2 separate regions of the Homo sapiens genome follow, and region 2 is linked to region 1. The links are chromatin contacts, found by Hi-C or POLR2A ChIA-PET in ENCODE. All regions are on one chromosome and are shown on one strand. The core of a region is the stretch at or near the end of the contact, and the rest is flanking DNA. Distances in the headings are between cores, read along the strand shown. Region 1 holds the start of CCDC92B (coiled-coil domain containing 92B). Region 2 overlaps RAP1GAP2 (RAP1 GTPase activating protein 2).

Region 1 (4,397 bases), core at 1,090-3,589:
CTGGAGCTCTGAGAGGCTGAGTCTTGCCCAGAATTACCCAAGTAGTAAGTAACAGAGCTGGGGCCAGAAGCCAGGTTTTCAGGCTCCTTCATATCACCTGTTTTTGGAGATACAAAACATACCTTTCATCATTCTTACCGATATCTCATGAAATGGAGGGAATATGGATGGTTCATCAGAACTCACACTGCTGCTGGAGATACTGATATGCAGGTCCAAGGAGCACAGTCCAGGAATACTGCCCTCTAGGAAGGACAGCAAGAGACAGGAAGAGGGGTGAGGCTGGCCTTTCTGTTCCTCTCCCAAGGATTTCCTCAGACAGGATGAAGAGGGGCCACCCACAGTGCAGCTAGTAGCTAGAGTTCCTGCAGGGTGGGATTTGAGAGGCCTTTGAACAAAATTCAAACCCCGCAGCCTGTCAAGCCACCTAAGACAGTCATTCCTGCAACTCTCTGTTTGTTTGTTTGTTTGTTTGTTTGTTTTGAGATGGAGTCCCACTCTATCACCCAGGCTGGAGTGCAGTGGTGTGATCTTGGCTGACCGCAACCTCTGCCGCCCAGGTTCAAGCGGTTCTCCTGCTTCAGCCTCCTGAGTAGCTGGGATTACAGGCACCTGCCACCACGCCCGACTAATTTTTGTATTTTTAGTAAAGACAGGGTTTTATCATCTTGGTCAGGCTGGTCTTGAATTCCTAACCTCATGATCCACCCACCTCAGCCTCCGAAAATGCTGGGATTAGAGCCGTGAGCCACTGAGCCTGGCCCCTGCAACTCTTTAGGATTAGAATTTTCCAGGAGCAGCTAAAGCTTTTTAGTTGTTGACACCTGAGTCCAGTTAACCTTTGGAAAGTGGGGAGGACAGGGAGGAAAGGGACCCATAGAGAGGCAGGGTGCCCCTTGAGGCCTCCCCAGGGCCTCTGTGGCAAGTAGGTGCCGGGTCTCCCAGCTCTGAAGGTACAGGGCTTCTCTGAAAATTTGGTCCAGGAGGAAAGGCCAGGGATTATTTGGCTAGCCATGGAGTGGGGAAAGCCAGGCACCAACCCATTAGCCTGAATCCACTCAGCCCAGTCCTCCAGGCAGGGACAGGAATGACTTACCCAGAGCAATCTCTGAGCCACCTGCCACTCACACAATGCTACCTCATCCCTTGTCATGAGCACAGAGGCCTAACAAGCACTCAGCAGTACTGTTCTGAGCACTTTACAGGAAGGAATTCATTTAATCCTCACAACAACCCGAAGATCTTATGAGCTACATAGATCATCATTATCCTCATTTACAGATGAGACCAAGCCCCCGGCAGGAGGAAGATATTAGGGCAGCCACACTTTTGAGGCACACAGTGGGACTCCTGAAGCCTCCCACGTTTGGTGAAAACGGATCAACAGCAATGCCTCGCACGTGTTCTGAACTTTGGAGTTTTTTTGTTTATTTGTTTTTGACATAGAGTCTCGCTCTGTCACACAGGCTGGAGTGCGGTGGCACGATCTTGGCCACTGCAACCTCTGCCTCCCAGGTTCAAGCGATTCTCCTGCCTCAGCCTTCCGAGTAGCTGGGATTAGAGGCGCCCGCCACTCCCGGCTAATTTTTGTAGTTTTAGTAGAGATTGGGATACATACACCATGTTGGCCAGGCTGGTCTCGAACTCCTGACTTCAGGTGATCCGCCCGCCTCGGCCTCCCAAACTGCTGGCCTCACAGGCGTGAGCCACTGCGCCCGGCCTGAACTTTGGAGTTTATCAAGAATCTTCCCTTGGCTCTTGGGACCCTCATAGAACTTAAAGCATAATAATAATAATAAAAGAATTTTAGAAATAGGGCATCTTATCAACTGCGGCCCAGAGAGGTGATGTGACTCACCCAAGGCCACACAGCTAGTGAGAGGTCTGGGGCAGGTTTGCTGCTGCCTAGACACGGGACGGATTCCCAGCCCACTGGTCAGATCGCGCTTCGCCCCAAGCCTTGCCTGCGCGGCTGCGGGCGCTGCCTCTCCTTCCTACGCCAGGGCGGGAGGGGCGGAGCGGATCGCGGCCTGGCGGCCTGGGCGCTGTCCGCGGTGCTGATCCTTCGCCGCGCCCCTGCGCGCCAAGGCACCGGCGGGTTCCCCAGTTTGCCCTTCCAGCTACCAGCCAAAGCCAGCTCCGCGAGCCCAGCGGCCCGCTGGGGGCCTCAGGCCCGGTTCCCGGGGCTCTCGGGGCTCCCGGGGTTCCCCCTCCCCCCGACCGCGCGCCGCCGGCCTCCCCTCCCCCCGCCCCGCCCACGGCCCCTCCCCGCCCGTCTCAGGTCCCTCCCCTCCCCCTTTCTCTCTCCCGCCCCCCGCACCCCTCCGGCTCGTTCGCCAGTTCCGGTCACGTTGCTGGGTGTTTACGCCTCGAGCCCGCCCCCGACCCCCCTTCGGCGCCCCCGAGCCCCCCGGAGCCCCGGCCCGACTGCCCCGCAGCCTCCCAGCAGCTGATGGCGCCGCAGCCGGGGCGGGCGCTGCAGATCCCCGGGCGCAGCTAGCGTGGGGGGAAGAGCGCCGCCCCCACCCAGCCCGGCCCGGACCCAGGGCCCCGCCGGCCGGTGACTCCCAGGTCCCGAAGGTGAGGAGGCCGGTCGGTGGGCGTGGGGGGTGTGGGCGCCGGAGCGGCCCCAGGGGGGAGCAGCGCGGCCAAGCTCCAGCTCCCCCGGGAGGGCTGGCGCGGGGCTGGGCACCGCAGCGCGCGGGAGGCGGACAGGACTCGCGGCGGGCTGCTGGCAGAAGTTGTCCTCCACCGCCCAGACCCGGGCCCTGCCTGGCACTGCCGGGCGTCCAGAGCGGCCCGAGGTCGAGCCCCGCCACCTCCCGCCACGCACACCTTTATTTCTGCTGCCTTTGCCCTCCTCTCTGCTACCTCGCTTCCCCGTCCTCCTTAGTCTCCACATCCCCCCCCCAACCCCTGCCTTCCCTGGGAGTCATATTGGAGGCATAATCAGGGCAGAACCTGAAGCCTGAAGGGGGTGGGGGGCTCCAGTTTCCCCATACACCCCATTCCCGTGTGACTGGATCCTCAGCTTTGCTGAGGTGGAGGGTCCTGAGCGCTTCAGTGCAGGGGGCAGCCAGAGTTGAGGGGTTCGGCGGGGAGGGGCTCCGGAGTGGAGAGGACCACAAGGTCCCTGGGGAGTGTGGCTCCACCACTGGCCAAGCGGCCCCACCTTGCAGACAGAGTCCTAGACATTTGTCAAAGGCTGAATCCTTGTTCCAAACTCCAGTCCCCAGGAAAGCCAAGGATGTGGGGTTGAGGGACCAGCATACTTATTTTTTAATATGTGTATTTACTTGCCCTGGTGATTCCCAGTAAGACTCAATCCATTCTCCCTGTTTCAGCAGCATTCATTGTGGGCCTGTTCCTTGCAAGAGATTCCCAGAGACAAAGCCTTGCCCTCAGGAAGCGTATGGCTTAGTACAGAAGCCAGGTGCATTCAGGCACATGCACACACACACACACACACACACACACACACACAAACACGATGAAGACTTATGGCTTTGCACGGAAGCCAGGTGCGTGCAGGCATGCGTGCACACACACACACACACAGAACAAAGAGTGATAATATGGCAGACTGTGGTGCTAGCTGCCACCCAGATTCCAACAAATTGCCTGGGGAACAGAGAGGCGGGAGAGAGTCGTTCCATCTTGGTGGGGGATCAGGGATGGCTTCATGGTAAAAGTCACATCAGAGCAAGGCCCTGAAGGATGGGTCAGGCTTCAAGAGGCAGAGATAGGGTGGATATAGTAAGTGAGGGGATGGCCTGGCTACTGGGCTACTGGAAGAGTTTGTCATCAGAGCAGCAAGAGATAGAATCCAAAAGAGAAGAAGATCAGCCTGCAGATGTGGACTGCTAAATGCAGGCTGATCTTCTCCCCTTTGGGATTCTCTTATGAGAAGCCATAAACGCCAGGACGAGCACCCAGTGGGGTGCTTCTAGTTGCCAGGCACTGTAGTTGCAGATACTGAGCAAACTACTTTACCTTTCTAAGCCTGTCTCCTCATCGATAAAGTGGATACATTAATAGAATCTTCAACGTGGGGTTGTTGCCAAGATAAATGAGTTAATATATGTAAAATGCTAAGAACAGTACCAATTACTTATTATTATAAGTATTATTATTTATGCATTGATGCCATGTCCAAGAAAGGCTTCTTGAGTTCCTGCTTTCCGACTGCCCCAGGCCTCTGAGTCAGGCCATGAACAGGAATAATGACTAAGAAACATAAACCTCATATTGATTATTTCTTTTGAGATAGAGTTTTGCTCTTATTGCCCAGGTTGGAGTGCAGTGGTGCGATCTCAACTCACTGCAACCTCTGCCTCCCAGGTTGAAACGACTCTCCTGGCTCAGCCTCCCGAGTAGCTGGTACTACAGGTGCGTGC
Region 2 (4,397 bases), core at 875-3,374, 250 kb before region 1:
TGGCCAACATGGAGGAAACCCTGTCTCTACTAAAAATACAAAAATTAGCTGGGCGTGGTGGCGCACACCTGTAATCCCAGTTACTAGGGAGGCTGAGGCAGGAGAATCACTTGAGCCCGGGAGGCAGAGGTTGTGGTGAGTCCCAAGATCATGCCACTGCACTCCAGCCTGGGTAACAGAGCAAGACTCTGTCTCAAAAAAAAAAAAAAAAAAAAAAAAGATGGAGGAGCCCTGGATGAGGCTGGCTAACAGGTGGCCCAGCAGTCAGGAGGGAGACCTTCAGAAACCACACTCTCACCTCCAGCTTTGCAAACTTGTCCGACTTGCAGCAGGCGTTCTCGGCATTGGTGAGCTTGGTGAGCAGAAACTCCCTGAATTCCGGGCCCTGGAAGAGACAAGACGGACCTCAGGTCTGTCACTCTCGGCTGTTGCCAGAAGGTCTTCAGCCACAGTGACAGGCAGGCAGAGCCGGGGCCATGGGGAGAACCCCTGAAAAGTCCCTTCCGACAGCGGATCATTTCTAGCCCAGGCCAAGCCCACTTGCAAATATCCCAACAAGGAAACCCGCTTCCCTGGTCCTGGGAAGCCACAGTGGCACTTCCACGACTGGAGCTCATTCCTGCCCAAGGCTCCTTGACCGGGGCTCAACATAAAAGCCCGTCTTTCAGCAGAAAAGCAACCCCAGTGTCAAACACCCTGACAAGTGGTCCTATGCTGGGCCAGACTGGCAGCATGAAAGAGGTGGGGAGAGACCCCAAGAAAGGAGGTTCCCCCCAAAACCTGCAAAAGGAGCTCCCTAATGTTCCCAGCCTGAATTTGGCTCCATCCCAACCATTGCTACTCAAGCACTGAGACCTGGCATCGTGGATGCGAGAGGGGCAGAAGGAAGAGTGTCCTACCTTCTGGAAAACGGGGGGACTGGGCAGAGGTGGACCAAAGGTGGGCACATCTTCCCGCGCAGTGACAGAGACCTGAGTGAAACAGAGTCATGGTACGGACCTGGAGGGAAGAGACGAGCGCTGCCCCTACGGGAGCCACGCTCCTTACAAAGCTACTCACCTTCTCCCTCCTCCTCTTCCCAGAACACAAACAAAATACTCCTGTGAGCATCGCCAGCACAGGCCCTGACCCTGTTCCTAGAAGTGGGGCCGGACGGTGTGGGGCCATCCGCAGCCTCTCATCTGCATTCCTGGAGGCCAGAAGCAGGTTTGGCAAGATGACTGGACAGGGCTGGGACCCTAATTTTAATGCCATACAAGTGCCCGGGAGATGGCATCTCGTGACCTCATTCGACCGTGACGCTAATCCTACTGAGAAGGCACAGGGAGAACTGTTCTCCCTGATGAGGAAACAGATGCCCAGAGACACACAGAGAAGCCCCCAAGTCCCACAGGTGATTAGCCGCAGAGGAACAGAGCATCCAGACCTCTCCCGACCCGTCTCTGGGGTTCTCTTCCCAAGCCTGACTCCTCAGCTCGGCCATAAATCAGAATTGCTTCAAAATTGCTTCAGGTGTTTAAAAATACAGACTGGGTTCATGGGCTCTGGCCTAAACCTGCCGAATCGGAAGGGTAGGGCCCCCCGGAAACTCTCGTGCAGCCGGTGGACCCGTGTTCGGGAGCCCTGGCCCCACACACGGGGTCAGCCAGTCCTAGGCCCAGGCTAGGAACTGAGGGTGGGGCGCGCACCTCTGGCACCCTGAGTGAGACTGAGCTTTAGAGTGACGGCCTCGAGGTTCGCTGCATGGGGGTCGCCCAGGCGTGGGACGGGCCCCACACCCCGCCTTCCCTCTGCACAGAGGTGCCCTGACTTCACCTATTCTCAGCCCACGAGGCTGTGAGGCTCTCGGGAGACTGCCCTCCCTTCCCTACACAGCCGCTGACGTGAGCCCAGCCCTGGCGTGCTGCCAGCCTCCCCGGCCTGTGAAGTGGAGCAGATGCAGAGTCTGCCAGGCCGGGTGAGCAGGCAGCTGGGCACCGAGCCAAGGAAAGGCCCTGCCAGAGTCCGGAGGGGAAACGGAGCGGGAGAGAGCTGGTCAATACGGGCTTTCTCTTCTCAAGCTCCAGGCTGTCTGCCCAGCCCAAACTGCAGTGCCCCGAGTCAGGAAATGGTGCGCGTTCGGCTGACGTGATTTCTGGCTGGGCTCCAGCAGCTGAACCCGGTTCCCTACCACCACCCACCAGGCACCGGTGGCCCAGGTCAAGAATTCAGTCACAGAGCCAGAATCAGGGGTGGGGGTGTGGGAAGGCTATGGGGAGACTGCAGACCGTGGGCACCTGGGACAGAGGCCAGAGGGCAGCCCCAGCTCTGCCCTTCCCACCCCACTCCCCCTCCTCCTCCAGCCTGCATTAGAGTGGTCTGTGCCGACCGTGTAAGTGGCTTCAGACACATCCTCAAGTCCATCCAACCCTCCAGCTGGACAGTCCCACAGCAGAGCCCTGTGGGCCACACGGAGGACAGGGCCCTTCCTTGCGACGTGCGTTCACCTTCCATCCTCATTGTGCGCCTCTCTTGACCCCATTCCAACCAGGCGGCCAGGCCTTTGTTGTTCCCCCCTCTTGGGGACATCTGGGTCACTGGACTGAAAGCAGAAGTTGCCTGAACACAGCCCCACCTTCCTGTTTTCTAAATGCAGCGAGGGCCTCCAGCGAGGGCTTGGAGGGAGGGAGAGAGGCAGATGCAGGTGACTCTGGGGAAGGGACCTGCATGGCTGGAAGGAGGAAGGAGCTTGGTGTGGGTCATGAGGATGCACTGGGAACCTCAGAAAGCTTCAAACGTGACAAAGGCCCCACGCCCAAGAGTGGCCTGGGAGCCGCGGTGGCACACAGAGCATCGTCCGAGCAACAGACAAGTCGTGACGGGAAACGGGGAGGGGGCTACAAAGACAGGGCCCTCCCCGGCGGTGGGCTTCACCTGAGATTCCTGACACCTTTGAGGACTTCCGGAGAGGGAGGCAGGGATAGGGGGGAGGGAAAGGGGTAGTCCTGGTGATGGCTGAGCTGGACTTTCCTTCCAAGCAGGCAGGATGAGGACTACACTCATTTCTGAAAAATAATCCAGAGTGATGCTTCGTGCACACCCGACTCCGTGGAGCCAATTTCTCGCCTGCTCTGATGGCTCAATGACCAAGACCGCAAGCAGACCCAGACAGGACCTCAGCCACAGCTCCCTGGCTCTGTGGCCTCAGGCCTTAAGTGGGTTCAGCTCTCAGCTTCCATTTCCTCCCTCTAGCGAGAGGTCTTGTCTCACCAGGGGCTTGTCAGGATTCAAGACTGTGCGTCTAAGGACCCAGCACCGTGCCTGGCATGAGCAAGCAGCTGGTAAGGGGTAACCACTGTCGCCCAGTGGCCTTTTCACTTCCCCTGCTGACCTGCACCCAGTAAAGGGCTCCTGAAATAGAGTTTCCCCAAAGCACCTTGCAACCCACCACACACACACACACCCAAGCACGCCTCCTTCCCTCCCGCAGGATGTCAGGGCTAGCAGCCTGCAGGTGTCTAATCCAACTTCCTCATTTCACACAGACAAAACTAGAGGCCCAGAGAGGGAAGGAACAAGGTCACGCAGCAGAGGCAGTGCCAGGACCAGAACCCCAGGCAGCCCGGCCCCTCCGTGGACAGAAGAGGACCCCTTCCTGCACACACCCAACCCTGTCCCTCCTTTATACTCTTCTTTCTTCAGCTCACCCTCCCCAGTGGAGGCCTCCTGGGGCTTACTCAGTCCCAGAGGAAATCTCAGCCTTCTTTGCCACAGCCCCTGAGCCTGCAGGGGCCAGCTAAGGTCCTGCTTCACCCAGGCCCCCTGGGGGATCTAACCGGGTCCTCCTCGCAGTCTGCTAATTACCTGGGGTGCTGCCGGGAGTGTGGATGGACAGCGCTTTGGGGAGTGCCTTGGAAGGCTGGTCCCCCTCCCTGGCCTCATTCACACGTCTGGCCTTCCAGCCTCAGTGTCTGCCTGGCAGGTGGAGTGCACGATCAAGGTACCACAGCCTGCTCCTCCGGGAAGCCCTGCCCCCCTGCTTCTCATCACCCCTCTGAGGACAATGCTGTGCTTTGTGGCTTAGAAGAAAGAGTAAAGACAGCCAGGCATGATGGTTCACGCCTGTAATGCCAGCACTTTGGGAGGCCGAGGCCAGTGGATCACAAAGTCAGGAGTTCAAGGCCGGTCTGGCCAACATGGTGAAACCCCGTCTCTACCAAAAATACAAAAATTAGCCGGGCATGGTGGTGGGTGCCTGTAATCCCACCTACTCAGGAGGCTGAGGCAGGAGAATTGCTTGAACCCGGGAGGCAGAGGTTGCAGTGAGCCAAGATCACACCACTGCACTCTAGCCTGGGTGACAGCGAGACTGTCTCAAAAAAAAAAAAAAAAGGAGAAGAAGAGTGGGTAAAGACTTC

What was found. A loop is a pair of places that touch in the nucleus more often than their neighbours do. ChIA-PET counts read pairs that join two places held with the same protein, here RNA polymerase II (POLR2A). Pooled maps may share reads with other maps.
Region 2: a pooled map shows a loop between it and region 1 (2.7-fold over the local background). The contact joins the enhancer-like site here to the promoter of CCDC92B in region 1. A Hi-C loop is called at or near these places in 4 of 50 pooled maps. POLR2A ChIA-PET finds 5 or more read pairs at or near these places in 2 of 52 experiments (WTC11 and activated naive CD4-positive, alpha-beta T cell).

The regions. Positions count from the first base shown.
Region 1 is chr17:2,747,594-2,751,990 of GRCh38, reverse strand. CCDC92B (coiled-coil domain containing 92B) reads left to right here and starts at 2,339. Exons shown (of 4, transcript NM_001355573.2): 1 at 2,339-2,580. It overlaps MIR1253 (microRNA 1253), which reads left to right and starts at 3,809; the gene lies at 3,809-3,913. RefSeq lists a silencer at 1,960-2,149.
Region 2 is chr17:3,001,943-3,006,339 of GRCh38, reverse strand. It overlaps RAP1GAP2 (RAP1 GTPase activating protein 2), which reads right to left. Exons shown (of 25, transcript NM_015085.5): 15 at 900-971; 16 at 299-385. Among named protein-coding and RNA genes, the nearest start is that of RAP1GAP2-AS1, 38 kb to the right of the region's middle. RefSeq lists enhancers at 2,372-2,421, 2,592-2,721, 3,632-3,801. Within about 2 kb of position 2,124, at least 37 of the 41 ENCODE cell types and tissues checked have a DNase peak (open chromatin) inside an H3K27ac peak, as active enhancers do.